Linked DNA regions of Mus musculus: all the other regions are linked to region 1. Evidence: chromatin loops called from intact Hi-C (ENCODE). Cell type or tissue: heart. All regions are shown on one strand.

Region 1 (5,000 bases):
TGGAAAGAATAAGTGACTCCTGGCAGCAAAGTGGGACCCACTGAGTCATAGTTAGCACGGGGCTTCATTCTTTCCATTATTCATCTCTTCATTAGCTCCGGAGTCGCCCTAACTGCAGGTGCTTGCCCCTCTTCATTTCCTGCCAGAGGCTGATTGAATATCCTCAACTCAACACCAAGTTGCATCAGTTTAAAAATGAAACTTCCTCACCACCAAATACAGTACTGGTAATTAGGTAGACTGTTAATAAGAGCAAAAGCAATCAGATAGTCTGAGTTTGAGTGTGTTGAGCATCATGGGAGCTGCAAGATGACAGGCGCACCCCAGAGTGGGGAACTGAACCAAAGTCTGGGATTAGTTAAAGGACCTGACCATCGGACCTGGAAATGTCAAACTAGCAGACACATCTTACTGTTTTTCATCTGCTCTTGGTATGACTTCCAGGTAAAAGAAACGATTGCTAAATGTTCTTTGTTGAACAAACTGGGAAAACAAAAATGTACCACAGGTTGCAATAAAAATAGGAGTTAGCCATTCTTGCCTGCACCCTCCTCTGAGAGCTGCAACTCCCGTGAAAGGCTGCATAAGATGCTGGGCCCGTGAGACAGCGTTGAGAATAGCCTGGCAGCTCCAGGTGGCTTTGCTATCTACCGTCCACAGCATGTAGCCCCGTGGCAGCTGGAGAGGAAGATGTTTTTGGGGATATCGCTTTTCTCATCTTGACCTGTGCAGTTCTTCTTTCTAATAGGGCTAGGCGAGGGGAAAGCCAAGACTGAAGCAGACCGTGCGTTTCTAATTACCTCGGTGACCTGGCCTCTCCGCAATGAGTCAGGAGGACGAGAACACGAGAAGGCAAAAAACCATCGCAGCACAACCCCAAAGGAAGAGACATCATGAGAATGACGGGAAGACAGGGAGAGGGGAAAGAGGAAGTAGAATTCAGGGACAGAAGAATTCACAGACCACATTCAACTGACCCAGAACAGGAAAGTGATGCACCTGACCTGCTTTAAACTGCCTTGTTACAGTGAACCCTCCAACTCAAAGACAAGGGAGCTCGCATCACCTGCTGATTTAGACCCACCACCATGGAGGGAATTGGCCCTGTGAAGATAGCAACGTCTTCTTTGGATCCCATCCTCCACAGCTCTACAAAGGTTCCGCACAAGAAGATTTCAGTGAAACTTGAAGGTTGTGTCCATATGCAGACACTGAAACACTTGGAGAAAAGAGACTTTTAAAAGGCTGAGGCAGGAGGATCATGAATGAGAGAGGCCAGCGTGGGCTGCAGAGCGGGTTGCTAGCCAGTATGGTCTACCCAGCAAGACCCTGCCTCAAAATACGTAAAAGACAAATAAATGCAGACCTGAGTATTCTCTCTATATAAGTTTTGCACCTCCGGGCTACATCTATGGCCCACTGAGTTCACTGTGGGTTCCAGGCAGGTGGCAAAGGCTAGACTGTGGGACATGCGGGGACAGAGTTGTGTCTCTTCTGTTCCTTTGGTAAAATGTCTGGCAGGAGCAGCTCCAGGAAGGAATGATTTACTCTGGCTCATGGCTTCAGAGGGATTTAAGTCCCTCTCTGTGGGGAAGGTACTGTGTGGGTAGTTCTAATCGTCACATGGCAGTGCAACAGGGAGAGTGTAGATAGATGGGAGCCAGGGACAGACTGACCCTCAAGGGCCTGGCCCTAGTGACCTATGTCTACCAGGCAGGCCATACCTCCTACAGGTTCTACAGCCTTCAAAGTCAAGCTACAAGCCAAGGGCTGAGCATTTACAGCATGGCTCAGGGCAGGGCAGGAGGCATGGTAGCAGGGCTGCTCTCTGCCCTATGAGGCACTGACTTTAACTTATCTCTTTGTCAGGAAAGAGCTTGGTCAAGCACTGTGGCACACATCTAGAATCCTGGCAGGCTAAGGCAGGAGGATCTTCAGTTTAGACTGGGTTATAAAGGAAGACCACCTCCTACCCCACACCCTGACAAGGTGGATCTTATAGAAGTAAGCTTCACTGGATGGCTTGTGACAAGAGGTCATGAGCCCAAGAAGTCATCTTCTCTTTATAAACAGTGCAGTAGACTTTTTGCTTTCTTTCTTTAACTCCTAAATACAAAAGCCTACAAAAAGCCTACTTAACATCATATACAGAAATGAATCTGGCCTTCAGATTTCTATTGGATCTGGGGCAGGTAGCCATCACACATGATTTTTAAATATAATATATTGAGATTGTGGAGAATGGGGAAAGTCTTGAGGGGTAAAGTCCTGTGTAAATATGTATTGTTTGACACGAACACAGCCATGTCAAGGACCAAAGCCTCAGAGCTATGGGAAAATGCCAAAGCTTTCCAAGGCTGGGCTCAGCGGAATGCCAAAGCCTTCCAAGGCTGGGATCAGAGGAACGCCAAAGCCTTCCAAGGCTGGGCTCAGTGGAACACCAAAGCCTTCCAAGGCTGGGATCAGAGGAACGCCAAAGCCTTCCCTCCTGTTCCGAGGGCCAGTGTTGAGAGTGTGTGTAGAAAATGTCCACCATAGCTCTGTCCCCAAGATGTTTGCAGCCTGAAGACTGCTCTCCTACAGAGACTGCTCCTTCGGAGATTTCCCTCCCTGTTCAGTTTTAGAGTTTCCTTCCAGTGCACTGGAGGATTTTGAGAACCGCTTGTTGATTTCTCAGTTAAGTCCTCTGGAGCAAGTCTTTGTCCCTTTGCTCCTCCCTGGTGTTCTGGTCTCTGGTAGGGACGCGTTTCATTTGAATCCCAACATCATATAATCAGTACTCTGTGAAGACTCGGTATGTAACTTTCATGGAATTGAATGTGACCTCTGAACAATTCTTCAAGTTGGGCAGATCTAAATACACTCAATTCTCTAGTGAGTCATCTAGTGTTTTTGTGTGACGAAGATGTCTTCTGCATCTGTCAGGTACGTGGGTACTTTACCCATGTAGCCTCAATATGAATTTCTGCTCTCTCTGAGTTCCAGGAATGGAAGACATTTTTGAAAACTGGTACCCTAAAAGAGAGAGAGAGAGAGAGAGAGAGAGAGAGAGAGAGAGAGAGAGAGAGAATCTGGGCGCCCTCTGCTGTCTCGGCTAAGTTCTGCTGCTGTAGAAAAGAACACAGCATGAATAAAAGTACACATATACACATACAAAACAGACACACAAAACACAGACACACACACAAAACAGACAGACAGACACACACACAGGCAATACAGACATGTGATTAGAAACATGTTTACTAAAGTGCTTCCCAACAGCCTGTTTTAAATACCATTGTCTTCTACTCCCTGGTATCCAATCTATGACCTCCAGTTTTTCCTGAGAAGTGGGGTAATGCTATCTCAGAGGGCTTTCCTGAAGGTTCAATGAGATATATAGCCAACTGCTCTGTTAGAGCCTGAGGAACAATAACCCTTGCTATGTGCTGGGTCATTTCCTTCTTTTCATCAACTCTGGCATAAGTGACCCTGCTTCTGCTGTCACCCAAGCACCCACAGATCAGTGGTTCTCAACCTTCCTAACACCTCAACCCTTTAATACAGTTCCTCATGTCGTGGTGACCCCCAACTATAAAATTATTTTCCTTGCGGTATCATAACCACAATTTTGCTTGTTATGAATCATAATGTAAATATCTGATATGCAACCCTGTGAAAGGGCCATTTGTCCCCAAAGGGGGCACACTGTAACCCATACCCCACAAGTGGAGAACCAGTGCATTCTGTTTTTTTGTTTTTTTAAAAGTAATTATGGGGAACTGGAGAGATGTCTCAGTGGTTACGAACACTGGCTTTTCTTCTAGAGGACCCAGGTTGAATTCCTAGCACCCACATGGCAGCTCACAATTGTCTATAACTCCTGTTTCAGAGGATCTGACTCCCTCACACATGCAGGCAAAACACCAATATACATAAAATTTAAAAGAAATAGTAACTAATACATTTTAAGTGCTCACCTCTAACAGTGTGCATTAGTTATCTTGCTACTGAGGCTTTAAAACAGGTATGACGGCTGGTCTCCATCAGCAGAGGCCAGCAGTCTCCCTCTCGGGGAAGCAGGGGGCAGGAAGGTTGGTATTTATTATTCATGAAGTTGTTTGTGCTTTTTCCATTTTTGTTTTTGTTAATGAGTGGTTGTGGCCTAACAAAGAGCACCACAATTATCTAACGCATTACAGCCATTTACACAAGGTAAGTTGGGGAAGCATGGTCTATTCTCTAAGGCTTTGCAGGTACAGGAATCAACTTTTGCTGTTGTTTACAAAACACCAGGCACACACAGAAGCCATTATTTTCTAAGAAGAATTTTTTGTTGTTGCTTTGTTTTTTTTTTTTTTTAATGAGGCTGTCTAACGCTTTACAGAACACAGGCAAACTCTTTCTGATAACTGTGAGATGGGCTCCTGTGCATGATGAGAGCAGGAAGAAGGCCTCATGTATCCCTGTGATTCCTCAGCTAGCTGGGAGTACTTTAAGTGCCAGCAGCTAGGTAGCCACAAAGTTAAGGTTTCACAGCACGGGCACAGCACCAGGCATACTGCCTGCCTCACATTCACTGTGAACTCACACTCACTGTTAGCCTGTGCACTGACTATCAGACCCACTTACCAATGAGCAAACTGAGAACCTGCAGCCACCTGGAAAACCTCAGGAGTCCTTAGGATTCTGGAAATATCTTAGGAACTGTTTTAGCCGCAGAAGAGGTATCTCTCTATCTACCTTTATATTATATAAATAAGTAATAATTTATAAATATTATATATACTGTTTATATGCACTATATACAAATATATTTATATATTAAACTACTTTATAAAATATAAGTATATATGTAATAATATTTCACAGTAGTAAAGATACCAGAACTGGAATCTAGTGTCCTATCCTAAATTAGTTCTGCTAGCTTAAGTCATTTCCTCAACCTGAAAGATGAATGAGTTAAGACACAGAAGGTTTCTCTAATTCTAAAATTTCTGATTCTATGGACAGTTTTG
Region 2 (5,000 bases), 190 kb before region 1:
CATTTCCTCAACTGAAGCTCCTTTCTCTGTGATAACCCCAGCTGTGTCAAGTTGACACAGAACTAGCCAGTACAGAAGGGAAGCTGAGATGGCTTTCCAAAGGAACTCACAGTCTAACTTGGGTATTGAGACACATATGTACAGCATATGAGAAAAGACCGAAAACTAACATTAGGGCTTTGAGTGTAATGAGCAAAATTCTTTATATCAGAGTCGAATTTAGAGCCCTCTAAATAATTACACTTATATAATTATGTAATTTTCTTAACTCTTGAGAATTTCTCACATGTATACACCATTTCTCACACGAAATAGGTCATATCCATGCCAGTCTCTTTCTATATTTCCCATGTCCCTCCATACTTACCTCTTCTAACTCCGTTTTCTCCTCTTCCTCCTCTTCCCCACTGGATTCAATTAGTACCATCTATATGTGCATGCATGTGGGACCATCCACTGGGAATAGAAAACCTACCAGCGACCACGCCCTCAAAAAGCCGGTTCTCCTTCCCCAGTAGCTTATCAATTGCTAGTAGCTCCTCAGTAGGGGTAGGGCCTAGAGAACACCGCCTTAATCTGTGACTGAATTCTCTGGCTGACTTGACCTTGTGCAGGGAGCCACATCTGCCTAAGTACGGTGTGAGTACAATCGCCATCTCGGATCCAGAAGACGTTTCACGTCGCTCCTCCCCACCCTCCAGTTCTTATGTTCTTTCTGATGCAGTTCAGATCCAGGACAAGTGGTGGAGGTGCATATTTTACACACCAAAGAGGACCAGAGCTCCAGGTTCTCCCAGCATCCTTCAGTCTCTATGTATACAGGGCATGGCTGGCATACCCTGCCCTCTACCCTGAATTTTACAGCCCAGGGGCTGGGCTTCCCCTCCCCCATAAGCTCCTCCCGGTACAATCCAGGCATTTTGTGCTCTCTCTCTCTCTCCCTCCCTCCCTCCCTCCCTCCCTGTTCCTCAGTACTCCCACTCTCTTCCTCCCCCTCCTTCCTTTCCCTCCTCCCCCTCTCTCTCTGTATTTTCTCTCCCTCTTGTGAGCAAGCCCTTTCTCGATTTCTGTCTGCCCTCCTCCCCAGCCACTCCTCCCACCCCCATCCCCCACCCCTGTCTCCCTCACCCTGGGCCACTTTCCTGGCCTCATTTCTTGGGACCCTGAAGTCACTCCCCATGAAGGGCTCCCCCTTATATTCTCCAATCTGGTTTGAATTGGCTCATTTCACCAGCAGAGAAAAACTTTCACTTTCTCCCTACTCTTCCTCTGTCTCCTGAGCCTTGGAGGAGCAGGGGTAGGGTTAGTTAGCAAAGATGTCTCTCCTAGGGCTGAGCACTCAAGTTCCTTTCTCACCACATTCACCAGCCATGACTCTCTGCATTAGTGGCCGATACTGTTGAGAGCTGCCCTCTCTGTCCATGGTGGATCAAATTTTGAATATTTAAATTTTCTACACATGTGATATTAGGAGACCATTGGAAACAAATTGAGAGAAGCACAGATTAAAGACTTGGGGAATATACCTCACCAAGCAAACTTCAAATAAAACAAAAGGCAGAGATGGCTTTAACTTGAGGAATGGGCTAAAAGAGTCTTTTCTAAGTTTAAGGGAAAGTCGGTGTTTTTCTGGGCAAGAGAAGCTGGAAAGAGGAGGGGGGAAAACAGAAATGGAGCAAAGTGCTGGTGGCTGATGGAGGAGTGTCTAGGAGAGAGTCTCAAGTGTAAAGAAAAGACCTTGAAAAGAAAAGAGCATTTCCACCTTTGAGACATGGTCTGAGGTGGGTGGGTAAAGAGGCACATTGTTAGGTCACACCGAATGATCTTATATGGTCAGGGGGCGGAGAAGTGGAGAAGAGGGAGAGGAGAGAGGAATGTGGAAGGGCTTTTGGCAGGAGTCTGGCAGGGAGTGACCCAAATACCTCTGGATGCTAGGAGCTAGCTGAGTGAGATCGGCTGGGTCCCTAGGAGCATGAGCAGGCCTGGGGACAAGATGTCCTTTGGCATTGCTCAGCAGGCTGGGAGCAGGAGGACAGGAAATGGGTGGAATGTAACAGCTGCACACACAAATGTCCGTAGCTGGAGATCTCAGGAGACTCTGTGCATCTGACTCCCGTCCTCAGTGAATGTTCCAGTTACATGATATCATTTCTTCCCTTTGAAGATCATTATGAACCTTGGGCCAGGAAGAAATGCCATAATTTGTCACTGAAATGTGTGGTGCGTAATGGAGAAAATATGGAAAGGTCTAAAACTTCAACAGTGCCTAACACGAGGCTGGGGAGAGGGCTCGGGCAGTCCAGTGCTTGTCTTGCAAGTTCAAGGACATGAACTCAACTCTCAGAACTCACATAAAAGAACTGGGTGTGGTTGCATGATTTTTAAAATCCCAGCACTGGCGAGAGGAGGAGACGAGCAGATACCTAGGGCTTGCTGGCTAGCCACCCTACCCTACTCAGTGAGCTCCAGGGAGAGACTCTGTCATAAAAAACTGAAGGGTGAACTCAAGAGAGGTGGGCTGGCAGTTAAGAGTAGTTGCTGCTCTTTCTAGAGGACCAGGTTCAGTTATCTGTAAATCACATGGTGGCTTATAACCTTGGTAGTTCCAGTTTCAAAGGATCTGATACTGTTTTGTTTGCCCATGTGGCCACCAAACACATGTGGTGCAGGAACACACTCACTCATATACATAAAATAATTATACTGAAGGGGAAAAAAAATCAAATTTTAGCTGGGCAGTGGTGGTACACGCCTATGATCCCAGTGTTCAGGCAGTAGAGGGAGGCAGATCTCGAGGCTAGCCTGGTCTACAGAGTGAGCTTCAGGACAGCCATGGCTACACAGAGAAACCCTGCCTTGTAAAACAACAAACAAAAAACAAACTTTAATATATTAGAAAGATAAAGTTGGACTCTGCACACACTGGCAACCACATGACTCACAAATACACACATACCAAAGATGAGCAATTAAAAATTTAGTTACTGGGGGCTGGAGAGATGGCTCGGAGGTTAAGAGCACTGACTGTTCTTCCAGAGTTCAATTACCAGTAACCACATGGTGGCCATAACCATCTGTAATGAGATCTGGTGCCCTCTTCTGGTTTGCAGACATACATGCAGGCAGAATACTATCTACAGAACAAATAAACCAATCCCCCCCCCCAAAATTAGTTACTGACTAGCATTGCTTCAGATCATAGTGTGTATAGATGGTATCAATGCCCACTTCATATTCCAGTCTGTGTAACGAAACACTGATCCTCATGTTCTTCTGTAGGTAGATCTTATCACAGACTATCTAGTGTCAATCATTCTCTAAAACAAAATGCTCAAGAAATTGAACTAGAATTAAAATACCTGGGCTCCATTCCAGCTTTGTCACCACCGATGTGCCCCCCAAGTCATCTTACCATTCCTTGGCCTTAACCACTCGTTTGTAAAATAGGAAACTAGATGAAATCTCTCATAGCCCCAATGTTATTACATAGTCCTACAGTTTCCGGCCTTCCTTTAACAAAGATTTTTCTCTGTGAGTGCTGTCCAAGTTGGACACTAGGGGTCACGTTCAGATAACCACTCACAAACACATCTGCCTGTTTCCTCAAGAGAAGGTCCCGAGCAGCTAGAGGATGCGCAACCTGCTTTCTCACTTAAAGGACTTTGAATGCTCTGTGCTGTTTCCCTTTCCGTTCACTGGGCTTGAGGGCGGGGCAGGAAGCCAGGCTTCTCCATCAGCTTTTCCTTTGGGTTAACGTTATTTTCTTCCTTTCTCACTGTGATCCCCAACTAGTTCTTCAGTTGTGAGGCAAATTATCAATCTCAATGATTCATGATTTGCCTCTACCAGTACTTCTTTGCTAGGTAGGCTGGCCCCAAATCAGAACACCTCAAAGACAAGGAACAGACAAACAGCCTCCTTTGTGAAGACTGGCTTCTCACTGAATGGTTAGCAATTCTTGTACTGCGTGGTGCTTCTGAGGCAAGCGGGTTTCTGAGTTCCTTGTAATCTTGTTTTACTGATCTGAGCATTCCTCTGTCAAGCATAGATCCCCATTTGTCCTCTTTCAACAGTTGGTCTTGGGGTAGTCTTACACGCGTTCGCGACCGGCCAGGAAAGACGCAACAAACCAGAATCTTCTGCGGCAAAAGCTTTATTGCTTACATCTTCAGGAGCCAGAGAGCAAGAGCGCAAGAGAGCAAGAGAGCAAGAGTGCAAGAGAGCAAGAGAGCAAGAGCTCTATTGCTTACATCTTTAGGAGCCAGAGAGCTTTATTGCTTACATCTTTAGGAGCCAGAGCGCAAGAGTGCAAGAGAGAGAATGGTGAAACCCCGTCCCTTTTAAGGAGAATTATCCTCCGCCTAGGACGTGTCACTCCCTGATTGGCTGCAGCCCATCGGCCGAGTTGTTGTCACGGGGAAGGCAGAGCACATGGGGTGGAAAACTACCCTTGGCACATTCGCAGATTATTTGTTTACCACTTAGAACACAGGATGTCAGCGCCATCTTGTAACCGCGAATGTGAGGGCGGCTTCCCACAGGGTAGGTGGGCAATTCAAATGAAAATTAAAATGATTCACCATTGTAGGGAAAGGATAATTCAGTAAGCCATTTCCACGTTTAATAGCAATGCTTCGAAGCATCTCTATGGTGCTGCAATCTCGAAGTGTTTTCATGTGTATCATTTCCTTTCATAATCACTATGTGTCCCTTCTCCACCCTCCTCTCATCCTCCTTTGGAATAAAGGCCAAAAGGGACACAGAAAAGACAGAGGGGGATGGTAGGCAGCCTGGGGAGCAGAGTGAAGCTCGTCTTGGCAGTCTGGGTTAGTGTCTTGGCTGCATCCCTCGGCAGTCACATATTGGCATGACACACCCCTATGTTTGGATGTCCTTCTCTGAAAAACTGGCTCTGAATACCTCCTTTTTGGGTTAATGGAAAGATGGTCTTTTTGGAGAACCAGCCAGTCTCCATCTTAAGCTTAAGAGTCATCTTATGT
Region 3 (5,000 bases), 61 kb before region 1:
GAAATCATAGATAATCAGTATTAAAGCAGCCACTACTCTTCTGAATAAATGACACTTAACTTGAGAACTGAAGGACAGAAAGGCAGCCATGGGGATAAGCAAGGAAGGGCTTTCCAGGTAGTGTTTACCACATGGGCAAAGGTCCTGCAGTATGAAAAAGCATGATAGAGGGAAGTCATGGCCAGAGGACTGGGATAGTGATACAGTGTGAGGGTGAAATAAAAAGTCAAGGAACAAAGAACATAATATTCACAGTTTTGAAACTTATTTTAGTTATCACATAAGAGATGGTTTGGAAGGTAACCAGAAGGATGCTGGTAGATACTCAAGAGTCAGCTTTAATATCCTGTGTGACTCACTATTAGGACAACATGATAACAAAGAATTTAAAGATGGGTACAACTACACATATCTGTAATCCCAGAACTCATGAGACTAGGGCAAGATGCAGAGAGTTCAGTGGCAGCCTGAGCTACATAAATAGATATCTGATTCTCTCTCTCTCTCTCTCTCTCTCTCTCTCTCTCTCTCTCTCTCTCTCTCTCTCTCTCTGAGATCTTTGACTTATACTCAAGGAAAATTTAATAGCAAAAACCAAAAGTGGGCTGGGATGATGTGTCAGTTGGTAAAACGCCTGTCTTGCAAACATGAAGACTTAAGTTTAATGGTTCAGAGCCCATGCATGGGGCAGGGCTGGGACAGCCATCTGGATGTGGTAGTGCTTGTAATTCCAGAGCAGGAGGGGAGGGGAGGGGAGGGGAGGAGTGGATCCCCTGTGCTCACTGGCCACGGCCAGCCAGATGAGGCAGCTTGGTAAGCTCCAAGCCAGACCAATAGAAAACCCTGTCTCAAAAAAACGAGGTAGCTAGCACCTAATGATGAATAGCCTTCACACATGTGTACATATAAATACACATGTGTGGATGCGCACATACACACACACACTAAAATGCATACTTTTCTCACCCCTTGATGTGAAGTCCATTTCCTGTCATAATGACTAAAGGGATCAGTTAGAGTCTGTGGCTCCCAGCGTGCTCGTGCTCTCTGCTTGGTGGGTGAGCGGCACACTTACTAAGTACTGCATGGTACAGAATTAAGTCTATCTGTTTCTCTATTTTCGTCTAGATTTCAGTTGGTGAAAAGTGAAGCAGGCAAGAATTGTACAGGCACAGGTGGTGGGAAGAGATGTCAGAGCAGAGTTTGAGACTCTAAGACTATGTAATGCTAGGAAGAACTAAGACTATGTAATGCTAGGAAGAACTAAGACTATGTAATGCTAGGAAGAACTAAGACTATGTAATGCTAGGAAGAACTAAGACTATGTAATGCTAGGAAGAGCCCTTTTATCGCTCCGGCTCCCCAAGCTCCCTCTGATCCAGCCAATACAACAAGTACATAAAAACACTTTCATTCTTAAAAGAGAACTCATGGCCCAAATATATTTTTATTTAAAAAAATAGCTCTTAAAAGTCTAGCTATGAAAAAAAATTTGGTCTAGTGCACACCTTACTTAGTGAGATGGGGAATAAACATGTGTTGTTATGTTACAAGGCACAGAGACAATTGTTCCTGGGCACCTTCTTTAGGAAGAAACCCAAAACAAAAACATGTGGAAGGAATTTGTCTCCACCCTTAAGGAACACACAGTTCTGAGCCAGACTGTGGAGACCAGCAGGACATAGCTAAAGATTAATCAAATATTTCTCCAGAGTCTTGCATTGAAGAACTCTCTGCCCTATGGAACCTAGGTGCACTCACAACCTGCTTTGTTGGAATCTCTCTCTCTCTCTCTATCTCTATCTCTCTATCTCTTTCTCCCTCTCCCTCTCTCCCTCTCCCTCTCTCTCCCTCTCTTCCTCTCTCCCTCCCTCCCCCACCAGTTCTCTCTCATATAGACATGCTCCACACCACACACACACATGCATACACTCAACATACACATACATACATATACCACACACCACATGCACACACACCACACATACACACACACACTGCACATATACGCACTCATACATCACATACACAATCACACACATTTCTTTTTCTTTTCTTTTTGTGTGTGTGTTTTCTTTGTTTTACATCAGTGCAGAGCCAAAAGCAACTTCCACACCCAGCACTACAAATCCCCGCTGCAAATGGAGGAAGACAAGCCCCCGTGGTAGCTGGGGTGTGACCCTTATGGGCTCCCTGGGGGCTCAGTATCAGTGGCGCTCACAGCTTCCTCTTCCCTGGATGCAACAATATATTAAGGGGAAGGAGAGGAAAAAAGGAGGCTGGCTCTTTTCATGATTTTCCTTTTTTAATTTTTGTTGAAAGAGGGCTGTGTTCTCTTGATCCTTCAAACAAATGGAGGGGAAGTGGAAGCCCAAAAGTTTCTCTTATGTTCCCTGGAGAGTGGCTGTGTTTGGAGTATGATGTGGGAAAAGTCCTTGTGTGTCTGCTGCATTGTCATGCTCCACCAAAGTGATCTGCACAGGGAAGCATGGGATAAATAGGATGTCTGTGTCAGGGGAGGGGTAGGGCCCATGACCTCAAATCAAAGGTCTCATTTGTCTATCATCTCTAACACCTCCCCACCTCCACCCTCCATCTTCATTCCCTGATGAAAGAAATGCAAGAACATCCTCTTAGCTTGGCTCAAACAACACTTCCAAGCAGAAGTGTTTCCTCTTCACAGTGCCCCTAGGCAAGACAGGTGACAGGGTAAGAGACTGGCTGAATTATCCACCAAATGATAGAGGCACGGTGGGGGAGCGGCTCTGTTCTGAATTTGTAGGTAGAATCCTTCTTAACTGATGCTTGGCCTATGTAGTAAGTCTCTTCACACAGTGGATCTTAATAAATGAGTGGTCTTTATAAGGAAAATAGATGGGTATATTAAGAGGTATATGGAAGAATCACAAAGCTATTGCTTCCAGGTTAGCGATTCATCATATTAAGCTGGCAAACGACTTTGTTTCTTCTTCTAGAAGGTGGTAAGAGTAAAACAATCTCCAACTTTCTGTGGAATGAAGGGACAGATGAGGTAAAAACCAATTAATCATTCTAGACTTGCAGAGACAATCGCTGTGGTACTTATTATGGTGTGCAGATAGCTTACCTTCCAACCTGTAACAAGTCTAGCGGAGAAAACGGCAGCACTTAGAGTGGCAGGTTATTCAAGTCAGAATAATATGTAAAACACTTAGCTGTCACTTTGCAAGATGGTATCCATACAGGAATGAGTCAATTGCCTTTCCTTACACTTTAAAAACTAGAAAATTCTTATGGGAAGAAAAAGCAAAACTGGAGACAAGGTTAGGCAGAACTTTAAAAACTGCTTGTGGCAGTGGCACTTCCCAGAGGATGTTCAATAAACGTTCATCAAGCAATGACGTATGTCTCTGAAGTGACCACAGATGACAGAGTCTAAGCCACTTAGCAGACACCTTAAGCCCCGATCTGAAGACACAGACAATTGCCTAGACTGTCAAGGGCTTGGGTGCCTGGCACTGGTCATCTCCTACGTAGCTGCAGGAACTCTGTACGTTTGGTCTCAGGTCTGTACTCAAATGTTTTGCTTTACTCCGGCCATGAGGTTTTAGAGCCACTGACTCTGATTCTCCCTGGGGTATTTTCAGAAGATGGTAAGATTGGTAATATGAACTTACCCGGAAGTCTCAAAGAGGAACTCACAAAATGCTGCCACTCAAAAATATACATCCTTCCACTATGATAACTTTCTGGGACAGGATCTATCGTAGCTCAGGTGGGTCTCGAACTTTCGAATGCAGCCAAGGATGGCCTTAGACTTCTGATCCTCCTGCCTCTACCCAACGAATGCTGACCTTACAGACATGCTTTACCATGCCCAGTTGATGTGCTGCTAGCATCAAATCCAGGGCTACACAAGCACTCTCCCAACTGAGCAATACATCCTTAGCCCCTCAACATGGTGAATTCAAACTGTGCATAAAAGTTCCAGAATAGAGGCACGAGGAATCTAGAAACACTGGCACTGCTCAAACATCAAATAAGATAGGCAAAAACTTTGCAGATACATCATTCAAAATCTGGCAACTGGCCAGGGGACTTAGGACAATATAAGAGATATTTTTTTTCAACAAAATCTTTAGCAACTCAGTAAGACAGTGGGAGGTTATACGAATGAAGCCGGGCTTCTGCTTCTCATCCTTCATTTTAATATTATAGAAGATGATTCTAGTGAGCCAAGAGGTAGGTTCCATCTCTCAGTTCCACAAGGAAAAACTATGCCATAAACTGGAAGCTAGACATTGGCATCAAAACCTTATCCCCAGGTCCAGATCAACAGGAAGATGCTGAGCTCAATGGCTTCCATCTCACCAGTCTGTTGGGAAAGATAGGTACTCGAAGTGCCAGGCACAATTGGCCCGTCCATTTCCCCTGGCTCTGTGCTATGGAAAATGGGTACCATCAGGAGACAGCTTAGTGACGCAACACTGTGAGTATAATTACGATAACCACAGGTACTGCCATGGATTTGTATTGAGTTACACAGACTGTATTGTTGACCATTTCTAGTGAAAACTTTACTGGCATTAAGTACATTCACACAATATCATATAGCTATCACATCTATTCATTGCCAGGAAAATTGTATCATCCTAAAGATAAACTTTGTAACTCTCTAGTAAACAGGGTTCTCTAAAGGGACAGAGATGAGGGAGGGAGAGGGAAAGGGAGACAGAGAGAAAGTCCAAGAAAAACAGAGAGGGAGAGAGACAGAGACAGAGAGAGAGGAGGGGGAGGGGAAGGAAGAGGGAGAGAAAATCTGAAAAAGATAGTCTGAGAAAGAGGCAGACAGACAGACAGACAGAGACAGAGAGACAGAGAGAGACAGAAAAACAGTCTGAGAAAGACAGACAGTCCAAGAAAGACAGAGACAGAAAGAAAGACAGTTTGAGAAAGACAGAGTGGGGGTGGGTGTTAAATTGCCTTAAATAACAGGAACTAGGTACTCGAACATTAGCTAT
Region 4 (5,000 bases), 78 kb before region 1:
AGTTGGAGGACCTCAGGGGTGGGTATCAACCCAGTCAGGAAGAGAGAGCAGAGGGGGAAGAGGAAATACTGCGTTCAGACAGTGGAGTGTGTCTGTGTGAAACCTAAATTTTCCTTTTCTGCTGCTGCGTGTTGCCAGGTGTGTGGGTGACTCACTTGTAAATCCGAGTCCCTGCAATTGGATTCCCTTCTTCCAGGAGGGGCTGCCGGCTTAACCCCTCCGCATTGTGGCCCCCGCTTGAAGGAATCCCTGTGAAGTGAACTTTTTTCCTGTGTTGGCAGCTTCTCGACAGGGCGAGAGGTCAGGGACCAGAGCTTCCTAGGCCGTGTGGACATTGTCTGGAGAGGGGCCTTCTCCCCAACTCCTTTCCTGACACCCGCTTCTGCTTCCCCTCCTTCTCTCTGAGCTCTCAGTGGTTTGAAGGCCACATTGTGTCCGTCTGGAGTGTGTGAGCTGGAGGAGGAGAGAGCAGCGTGGCTGATAGGTACGTGTCAGGGCCCGGCATGGAATGGAGAGGCAAGGCCTCTTCACAGAGATGACCAGCTTCAAGGCAGAAGAAGCAGTAACTTGGACTCAGGACCCCCCTGACAAACAGGCCTGCGAGCACCCCCAACTCTCTGGACTCCACAAACACCCCTTCCCTCTCATCTCAGACACCCCTCTATTTCCCTTCTCGCCCCATCAACCCCATCAGTGGTTGACCATTGACAGCTGCTCTGCCTGCAGAGATTTACTGTCTCCTGTACTGCAGGTGCTGGCAGGGTCTCCTACACTTGCACATCAAACACAAGCTGCATTAATTATCTTACCAACTGTTGGTTGCAGTGCAATTGTTGCTCTATAAAGGGAGCTACCTCTTAGTTTATTCTCCAAAGACATACACAGCTGCTCATTCCAGCCACCTTCCATTTGTACTGTATCTATTCTGATTCCTTGGTACAAACATTGTCTTGGGGGAAACCCCTGAGGTGGAGGGGTAGGTCAGAGCAGACATAGCCTTGGGGTGGAGGAGCCCCTGAGATGGAGGTCAGGACAAAGCCAGTCTAAGCAGTCTGGGATCTTGGAGCATTCCTAGAAGAGTTCTGTTTCCCTACCTTCAAAGGCTTACAAGATATCTTGGGCCTGACAGTACATGAGCATCTAGAAAGTTCTCTATAGTACCAGGGCACAAAAGCTGCTCAGAGTAGTGTACTCTGGGCCTAATGCTTCAGTGGGCCTTCCTGGATGGATGTTTTTGGCCTCTGTTCACAGACAACTATACCCTTCTCCACCCTGATGACTGTGTGCCATACATGGTCCCAAGGGCATGGGAGAGTCAGCTGGGTGTCTCAGAAACTCCATTTTACCTTCCTTAAGGGTTTCTCAGGCTCTTGATGTCTGGCACACATCGTCTGATCCCATAAGAAAGTGAAATCCCAGCTTCTACGAGAGAGACAGTTTATCCTGAGCTCTCAGAACAGGAGCTGAACGGCTTCACTCCGAAGGCCAGAATACACCTTCACCTAGAGAGTACTGTCTGTCATAGGGAAAAGCAATTTGGAGGATAAAAGGCATTCTCATCATACTTAGCTGGCCCTTCTCCAACACTTAGACATTTCTGAAATAGCAATCCGTGTAGGTCACCTTGACTGAGCCCTTTCTTCCTGAGAGCTCCAGTGCAAGCTGTCAGGTTCTTTCTCTCCTCATTACCACTTCCCCACAGCAACACCCTTTGGGCTAGCCTGTGGTATCATCACTCTTCATCATTTCAACAGACTTCCCTGGTGTGTATGGGTTCCTTCCCGTGCCTGACAACCATAGGGTAGAGAGATTCCTAAAGCCTGAAGCCTGGTTCACATCTCTCGGAAGAGCAGGTCGATCTTGGGATGTCCTGTGGTCTTTGCTTCTTACCCATATTGAGCTGTATAGAAATCTGTCCCTGAATGACGTTTGTAGGGTATTGGAAGGGTTAGACGAGAGATGGAGGCCACTCGTTCATTGCTATGCACTTTGTAACCAATGGAGACAAATGTCTGACCAGCCACATAGTGATGGTAGGAAACAAGCTTAACCAATTACACCCAAGTTTGATAGTCATAGCAGAGATAGTTATTCTCTTCTCATGATTGACATGGTCAGCAAAAAAAAGAAAAAAAAAAAAACCAAAAAGCTAGGCTTCCAGCAGCCACTGAGACACTGCAGCCCTGAGCTAGCTCAATTGCCTTTCCCCAACAATTAGTGACAAGAAAGATTCTTTCAGCAACAGATTCTAATTTCTTAGGATTTTGGCCATTAAAATCCCCTCCTCAACATAAATCTCCCATTGCAGCATGAAATAGTTCTCAGTGGAAACAGCTGTCCCCAGGGAGCAGGAATGTCACTGGCTGTAGAATCAAGCATTAACAATAGGGTAGGATGGGAAATTAGTGGAGAGGGAAGTTTTCCATTTTCTGTTTCTTTCTTTCTTCTGTCTGTGTATATATATACCACAGAGACAGAAGAAGGGCGTATATATATATGTGTGTGCATATATATATATGACTGCCCTTCTGGACTCTTGCTATTGGCTCGACTTCTAGACTCCTTGTTCCTGGCAGCCAGCTGGAGTTTGTCTAGAGAGCCAGCCTGTAGGCTTAAGTTATGTTTCACAGATATGCTTCCCAGATTTGGCATAAGCACGCAGCTCTTGATTTGGATACTATCTCTATAGTGGCGGCACTCCATAATAGCCAAGATCCAGCTGCCGTCTTTGGAAAACCTTCCAAAAGACCAGGAAAACCAGGAAGAGCTTCCATCCAGAATTTCCGGGACAAATTCCCTTTTGAGATGGGTGAAGCCCAGAGCTGCCTAAGTTATGAGTCACCAGGTCTTCTACTGCCTTTTCTACAGCAGAGGGCTGAGCGCAGGTCCATGAGTGGGGCAGACAGATAAAGTTAGTTGCCTGGAAAAGGGGGTTCTACTTCCTGCACCAAATGGATTGTGGGCTGTTTGGTATACTGAAAGGAGGGAGATCAGACCGGGTAGTTTATAGGGACTCAGTGCCAGTGCCCATGGTGAGGGTTTTCAGGTTGGTGTGGAGGGGGTTAAGGCAGTGACCAGATAGCAGCCTTTTGGCAGCAAAGCCCTCCTCCTAGGCAGAAGGAAGGATATTGCTGTATGAACTGCCTGCTTAACAATGCCTCACATGTCCCCAGGGGCCCGCCTGCAAATAGATTTCATCTTGCTTTCTCTTGTACTTTTCAAAGCTTCCTGTTTTCTCACGGTCCTTTTGGACAGTTTACACTCTCTCTCCCTCCCTCCCTCCCTCCCTTCCTCTCCCTTTGAGGAAAGGAACACCCTTCTTATTAAAGAGGAGAGAGGGAGAGGAATGTGAGGGAAGGGCGGCCATTCTCTGGGGCTGGCTGAAGCTCTTTGACCTCTCCTCTCTGGGTAGGAAAGCATAGCTTCCTGGTGCATCTTGGCTCTGAAGCTCACCTCAGGGAGTAGCCTGGTCTAGTGCTGCTTGACCTTCTAAGCCTCTGGACTTAGCCAAGTGGCCGTTGTGATTGCTCTGTCTCTGCCCACCACTGACCTCTCTGTGGCAGCTGCTGCCTCGGGGGCTCCCGGGAAGGGAGCAACTCCAGGCCCTGTATCTCGGAGAGGAGGTGGGGAAGGGCACCAGGAGGCCAGTGCAAGGAGGCTGAAGCAAAGAGAACGCATTCCAGCTGTTTCAAGGTCATCCGGGACATCAGAGAGACAGATGCTGGGCTTTCCAAAAGCCTGTGATCTGTAGTGAATCTCCCATGAATCCCAGAGTTGGGCTTCTCTTCAGCCCCAGGTCATCGGGCAGGGGTTCAGCCAGAAGACTCCTTTCTGTTCCTTTGATGTTTGAAAAGCACAGCACCCTCACTGGGGTGCGATGGCTCACATCTGGAAAGATAGAGGCTGTATCCTCAGCCCCCTACCAGTATCTCTCTTACTTTGATGCAGATCTTGTTAGGAAGGCGATCCTTCATCCAGACCTGGCTTAGGAATGCGTTTATGTTTTCAATTCAGGAAGCCTTCCTTCAGCTACTGATTTTGTTTTTCCCAGAGAAGAAATGAGTTTGGCCGGTGGTCCCTCTGCACTCTTGCTCCTGTTCCCAGAGTTCTGCAGGAACTCTGCTTAGAGCTGACATTCCAGGACTCTGTAGATAGCAGATCCCAGTCCAGCCTCAGTTTTTCTGACCCCCCTTTATTGTCTGAGTGGGACGGCTCTGTGTTTCACAGACATCAAAACAAAACCTCTCTCTACTTGGGCATTGCCATGCGAGGACACTCTTCTGGGAACTAGAAAGACGTGAGTGTTCTGAATGAGAGCGAGAGGTCAGAGGTGGGGGGAAGACACTGAGTAGCTATTGCTGAGATGTGAATGAGGCCCGGGTGTTTCAGGTCCTTCATGGGCTGACTCCACCCTTCTGCCAGTGAGGGTTTTCTTTTACAAACTGGTGTGCGTGCAGGAGGAGAATAAGTAATGGCTATATTTTAAGATTGTTGTATAAGGTGATGCTATTTTCCTGACTTGTTACATATTCTCCCAGCCTCAGGCTTAACAACTCCTCTTAAGTAGCCGGGTCCCTGATACTGAGGTTGGTTACAGAGAAAATAGAGACGACCCTGGCATTAAAAACTGCCTGGGCCCCGTTTGGGCCTTCCAACACCTATTAAAGTTGATGTGCCTCCACTCACCATTGTGGTATCTCTCCCTTGTTACAACCAACAGGCTACCACTCTACTATAAAAAAAAAATTAAACTTGCCAACAGCACAGAAACTGGAATCAGAGCTGACCCATCATGAACTCACAGTGGACTTTCCTTCAGGCCACTGGGATTACTGTGGAGCACAATATAATAATTTTTTTTTTGGTCATTTTGGTTTTTCAAGACAGCGTTCCTTTATGAGGTCCTGGCTGTCCTGGAGTTCATTAAGTAGACCATGCTTGCCTTGAACTCATAGGTCTGACAATATAATTTAAAAGTCATAACGTTCCCATAGGCCACT
Region 5 (5,000 bases), 450 kb before region 1:
CTGTAACTCCATTTCTAAGAGACCCACTCTCATCACACAGCACACAAGTGAGGCTAATAATACACTGCTTAAAGCACTTGGAAAGCCATATAATAAACAAGTAGGACTCTATTCTGCACTATGAAATCAGATGGTAGAGCTTGACTCTAGTGGTACTACATGGAGCCTAAATAACTGCTTCCCTTCTCTATCTTCTAGAGTCTTCACTTAAACAAGTGCAACTGATATGTTTCCTAGTGACCTGACTTCAACTACACAAGAATGGAAAAACCTTTAACATCTACTTGGGTTGTTGAACCAAGCTAGGGTCTCTCTGTGCAGTCCCTGCAGCCCTGGACCTCGCTCTATACACCGGGCTGGCCTGCCTCTGCCTTTCTAGTGCTGGGATGCAGGATGCCCTGCTCCCCCACCACCTTGCCAATGTCCTTCTTAGAAACCTCAACCTTCTGCTAAGTCACAAAATTAGGCGAATCATATTGATAATGAAACTACAAACTGACAGATTCAATTTTTAATTTTATTTTATAACAATCCAAGAATACATCACCCAATATCCCCCAAATACCTATAACTCGGCATACTATTTTTAATGAGAATTTCCTAGTCATGATGAGCAAAACCTAGTCTCTATGTTTAAATAATTCCTCCACCGGGCAGTGGTGGCGCACGCCTTTAATTCCAGCACTTGGGAGGCAGAGGCAGGCGGATTTCTGAGTTTGAGGCCACTCTGGTCTACAGAGTGAGTTCCAGAACAGCCAGGGCTACAAAGAGAAACCCTGTGTTGAAAAACCAAAAAAAAAAAAACCAAAAAAAAAAACAAACAAAAAACAAACCAAAACAAAAAAAAAACCCCTCTAATAATAACTTAAATCTCACAAAACAAAACAAAACAAAAACAAAACTGACCAAGAGGATTTACAATTTAAAAACAGCCATATCTATTTCATGTGTCTTCCCTCAAAGGGGATGCTTTGGTTACCTCGACTATGTTGTGCATATGAGGAAGCAGGCGATCCATCCGGACTTCAAGCAACATCACAAGCGCCCGGCACACGTTCTTCCGCACCTCTGCTTCCTCGTCGCCAGCCAGTGCAAAGAGGTTCTGTTGTACACGAAACACAGGTTCCCTCCTAGTTAGACCATAATTTCTATTTTCTCCTTTTTGATTTTGTGGGAAAAAGTCTCTTTGTGCACTGTGGCTAATCTGGAACTCCTTTGTGCACATACACATCTGGGGGTTGCACAAAGTACGAGTGCCCACAGAGGCCAAGTCAGTCCTTGGAGTTGGAGTTGGTTATGCGTCATCTGATGTGGGTGCTGGGAATGAACTCAGGTTCTCTAGATGAGTGGTACTTCCTCATTAAGCCATCTCTCCAGGCCTAAAACACCACTCTTAATGACAGCCAGGCTTTGTGTGCAGGGTATAGGCATGTAAGTGATGCAGGTAAGTAAGTACATGTGTGTGAGAGGAGTGTGTGCACGTGGAGACCAGAGGTATCCCACAGCCAGTCTATTATACTGCTATACCACCACCACCACCACCACCACCACCATTTTAATTAGGTGAGCTCACTCACTAAACCTGAAGCCTCACAATTCTTCTTGACATTTGTTGGTTATCAAGCTGAAGGGATCTCTCCTCCTTTACCCCACCCCAGTGCTGGCGTTATAGGCACACAATGCCATGCTTGGCTGTTTATGTTGAGTGCTAGAAATCAATCTGAGCTAAAGTCATATTACAGACTGAGCCATCTTCCCAGCTGCTCAGCTGTATGTAATTTAAAAAAAAAATTTTTTTTTTTGGATTGCTGTATGTGCAGTCCTAGCTGTCTGAAAGCTGAGGCAGAAGTTCCTGGACAGCCTAAGCTAGATCCTGTTTCAAAGACCCACCCACAAGCTAATTAACAAACTAATGGCACTGCATCATCCTCTGGGTGTAAGTGCTCACTTCCCTATTGGAGCAGCAGAGGGAGCCGGAGAACAACCCAAGCCTAGATCGTTGCTATTCACCAAGTCAACTACCTACCTACTAGTAGAGAGGAAAGTGAACAGTCACCACTCCTGTGCTAATGCTTATAAACTCCTCTAGAAGGTTAATAAGTGGGAGCATTACACAGAATAGTATATCCAATTGTCACAGCCCAAGATACTAATATTATTCATTTCATAGATTAATAATTAGCAGGGGTTAAAAATGTGCCAGCTGGTAAAGGAATTGAAACTAGCCTGCATGGAATCTTAGGTCCACACTGATAATTTTTGACTATAACAAGTTTTTACTAAGACCAAGCCACCTTTAGGATGGGCACAGAAGCTGGTGCCCTCTGGTTGTCCTGAGAGATCAAGAGTTCAAGGCCACTCTAAGATAGACACTAAAGCGAGAGAGAGTCCGCTCAGAGTGAGCATGTACGCTGTGTCCAAAGTCTAACAACCTGAGATTTGCCCCTAGCATTCAGCTGTTGTTTTGTTTTTTCAAAAGGGGAAAACAAAACAAAACAACCTGATGTAGTGACACTCGTTTGCAATGCCAGCAACACCTACAGTGAGCTGGGCTGTAGACAGAGAAGGCGGCCAGGAAGCCCGGAGGGAGGCCTGACAGTCTGCAGTCTATAGCACAGTAGCAGAAACAGGAAATTCAGTCTCAGCAAGGCAGGAGTGAACTGACAACTGTCCCAGGACTCATGCACACACCACTTCTTACAAATCCTTAAACACGCTGGGCTGGGTGGGGCGGGGTGGACAGGTGGAGGCAGGCAGATCCGGGAAGTAAGAGGCCAGCCTGGTCCACAGAGAGAATTCAGAAAGAAGCTGTTGAGAAAATTAAAATGACTCCATCCCTTCTTAGAATTTCAGCTTTTCTGCTTGCTGCAATCAGGAAGAGGTTCTGAAAAGAAACTGCTCTGCTTATGGACTGTGGCCAGATTATTATTTTTTAAAATAGATTTATTTATTTATTTTATGCATGTGAGTGCACTGTAGCTGTGCAGATGGTTGAGATCCTTCATGTGATTGTTGGGGATTTTATTTAGGACTTCTGCTCACTCTGGTTGGCTCTGCTTGCTCCAGTCAACCCTGCTTGCTCTGGCCCAAGGATCTATTTATTATTATAAATAAGTATACTGTAGCTGTCTTCAGACACACCAGAAGAGGGCGTCAGATCTCATTACAGATGGTTGTGAGCCGCCACGTGGTTGCTGGGATTGAACTCAGAACCTCTGGAAGAGCAGGCAGTGCTCTTAACCACTGAGCATCTCTCCAGCCCCCATGGCCAGATCTTAGTCTCTTTCACTAATCTATCATATTATTCATCCCCGTAGCAGCAGCACCCCCCCCCCATCCTGCCCTCACAAATCCCTCCACCATTACCCACTCCCCTTCTCCTCAGAGAAAGGGAATCCCCTCCTTGGGTACCCGCCTGCCCCCAGGGACATCAAAGTGGCAGCATGATCTTCTCCCACTGAGGCCTGACTCAGTCCAACTAGGGGAAGGGGATCCAATGGCTGGCAACAGAGTCAGAGACAGCCACTCCACTTCCAATTGTTAGGGGACCCACATAAAGACCAACCTGAACATCTGCTACCAGTATGTAAGGGCCTAGGTCCAGCCCCTGAATGCTCTCTGGTTGGTGGTTTAGTCTGTGAGCCCCCATGAGCATGACCTTATTCTTCTGCAGTTATGCCACTAAGACATTATTTAGTATTTAAGAGCTAATAGTTTTCTTGAGTCCTCTATATTTATAATGTAAATCAATAGAAAAACAGAAAGTTATTCCTAAATGGTCTGGCCTGTATACTGAGGCCATTTAAGACTACCATGTAATGCAGTTAACAGTCAGGTCAACATTATGTAGCTGTTCTTTTAGTATGTACCTTTGGATTGTTACAGGCCAACTTCATCCAATCTTACTAAGTATTTTGTGTTTGCTTGCTTCAAAGGTTACTCATGGTCTAGGAAAATCGTGCATGTACAAACTGAATGGTATATTGAAGAAGACTTCTAAACAGTCAAACTAGGAGGCAGAACCACATATATTCACTCCATAACCCATATCTGGATCACATTTCCAATGTTCTAGCACATAAAGAATGCTTTTATTTTCAGCTAGGAAAACCTAGTAACATTGTATCCAATTTGAATCCCATCAGCACTAGTCCAAGCCTGGGGCAGTCTTACCTCAATGAAGGAATCGATGTGCAGCATGAGCGCCTGGGTCCGACTGATGATGAACTGATTGACACATGCAACAGCATGAGACCTAGAAACCAAGGCACACATCAGCATACGCTTACTGTTGTTACAACAAAAGGCGCATCTCTAGAGATACTATGGTGTCTGTAGGATCTGTACAACACCAATGACCCCGTAAGCGGGAACTGCAGTTGTGGAGCACCATAGCTCCACAGCATCTAAAAACAACAGAACAGTGCTGGCATGTAGCCAGTCACTTTGACTTTATTAATTTTGAGTAAGACCTGCGTGGTGCTATACAAATAACACTTACTCAAATAATATAGGGTTTTTTTCTGTGCAGTTTCTTTTCTGTAGAACAAAATACTTTGAAGAGAAACTATGTGCTCTCTTTAGAAACATCTGAACATTTAGTAAGTACAGAGCAAACTTAAGCACAGTTGAACCCATTTCCATTTCAATTCCCATTATGGAATGCTTGTGTGGTGTAGGCCAGATAATATTTAGTCTGTCTTTAACCCACACGTTTAGTGGATAGAACTTTTCATCGTTTCCATTACCACACTGACAAGCTGTTCTGTTCTTATCAGCAGCTCCACACCACTGCGACTTTCTTCTGCATTGAGATGTACCAGAAAATAACTTTAAAAGTAAAGTTAGCACTCCTGAAAGTCTCCACTGTCTAAGGCTCTCCTTGCAGTGCAGCAATCACTCCCCATTACCTTTTATGAGCCATATCTTAAATGAATGTGATTTGCTAAAACACTCAAAAGTTCCTGTTCAAGAGCGCCTAGAACCCAGTATGACACTGT

What was found. Hi-C counts contacts between places; a loop is a spot of excess contacts. Peaks named below come from ENCODE experiments on the same cell type or tissue, not always from the same donor. Only the 100,000 strongest peaks of a DNase experiment are listed, where the experiment ranks them.
Region 2: it touches region 1 in a loop (4-fold over the local background); 4 of 42 quality-filtered maps call a loop at or near these places.
Region 3: a loop joins it to region 1, with 2.5 times the contacts of the local background. A loop is called at or near these places in 5 of 42 quality-filtered maps.
Region 4: it touches region 1 in a loop (2.9-fold over the local background); 5 of 42 quality-filtered maps call a loop at or near these places.
Region 5: a loop joins it to region 1, with 4 times the contacts of the local background. A loop is called at or near these places in 20 of 42 quality-filtered maps.

The regions. Positions count from the first base shown.
Region 1 is chr13:99,314,169-99,319,168 of GRCm38, forward strand. No RefSeq gene overlaps it. Among named protein-coding and RNA genes, the nearest start is that of Ptcd2, 28 kb to the right of the region's middle. In heart, a CTCF peak has its summit at 3,115 (motif pointing left); no DNase peak of the experiment used is centred here; H3K27ac peaks cover 921 bases.
Region 2 is chr13:99,123,120-99,128,119 of GRCm38, forward strand. No RefSeq gene overlaps it. Among named protein-coding and RNA genes, the nearest start is that of Gm45938, 15 kb to the left of the region's middle. In heart, CTCF peaks have their summits at 3,065 (motif pointing left), 3,268 and 3,572; DNase peaks (open chromatin) are centred at 1,222, 1,982, 3,622 and 4,822.
Region 3 is chr13:99,252,746-99,257,745 of GRCm38, forward strand. No RefSeq gene overlaps it. Among named protein-coding and RNA genes, the nearest start is that of Zfp366, 70 kb to the left of the region's middle. In heart, no CTCF peak of the experiment used is centred here; a DNase peak (open chromatin) is centred at 2,186.
Region 4 is chr13:99,235,697-99,240,696 of GRCm38, forward strand. All of the region lies in intron 3 of Zfp366 (zinc finger protein 366), which reads left to right. Among named protein-coding and RNA genes, the nearest start is that of Zfp366, 53 kb to the left of the region's middle. In heart, a CTCF peak has its summit at 2,871; DNase peaks (open chromatin) are centred at 1,655, 2,365, 2,815, 3,195 and 2 weaker places; H3K27ac peaks cover 4,567 bases.
Region 5 is chr13:98,866,067-98,871,066 of GRCm38, forward strand. It overlaps Tnpo1 (transportin 1), which reads right to left. Exons shown (of 24, transcript NM_178716.3): 7 at 4,174-4,255; 8 at 980-1,102. Among named protein-coding and RNA genes, the nearest start is that of Gm34995, 53 kb to the left of the region's middle. In heart, CTCF peaks have their summits at 1,964 (motif pointing right) and 3,154 (motif pointing right); a DNase peak (open chromatin) is centred at 1,945.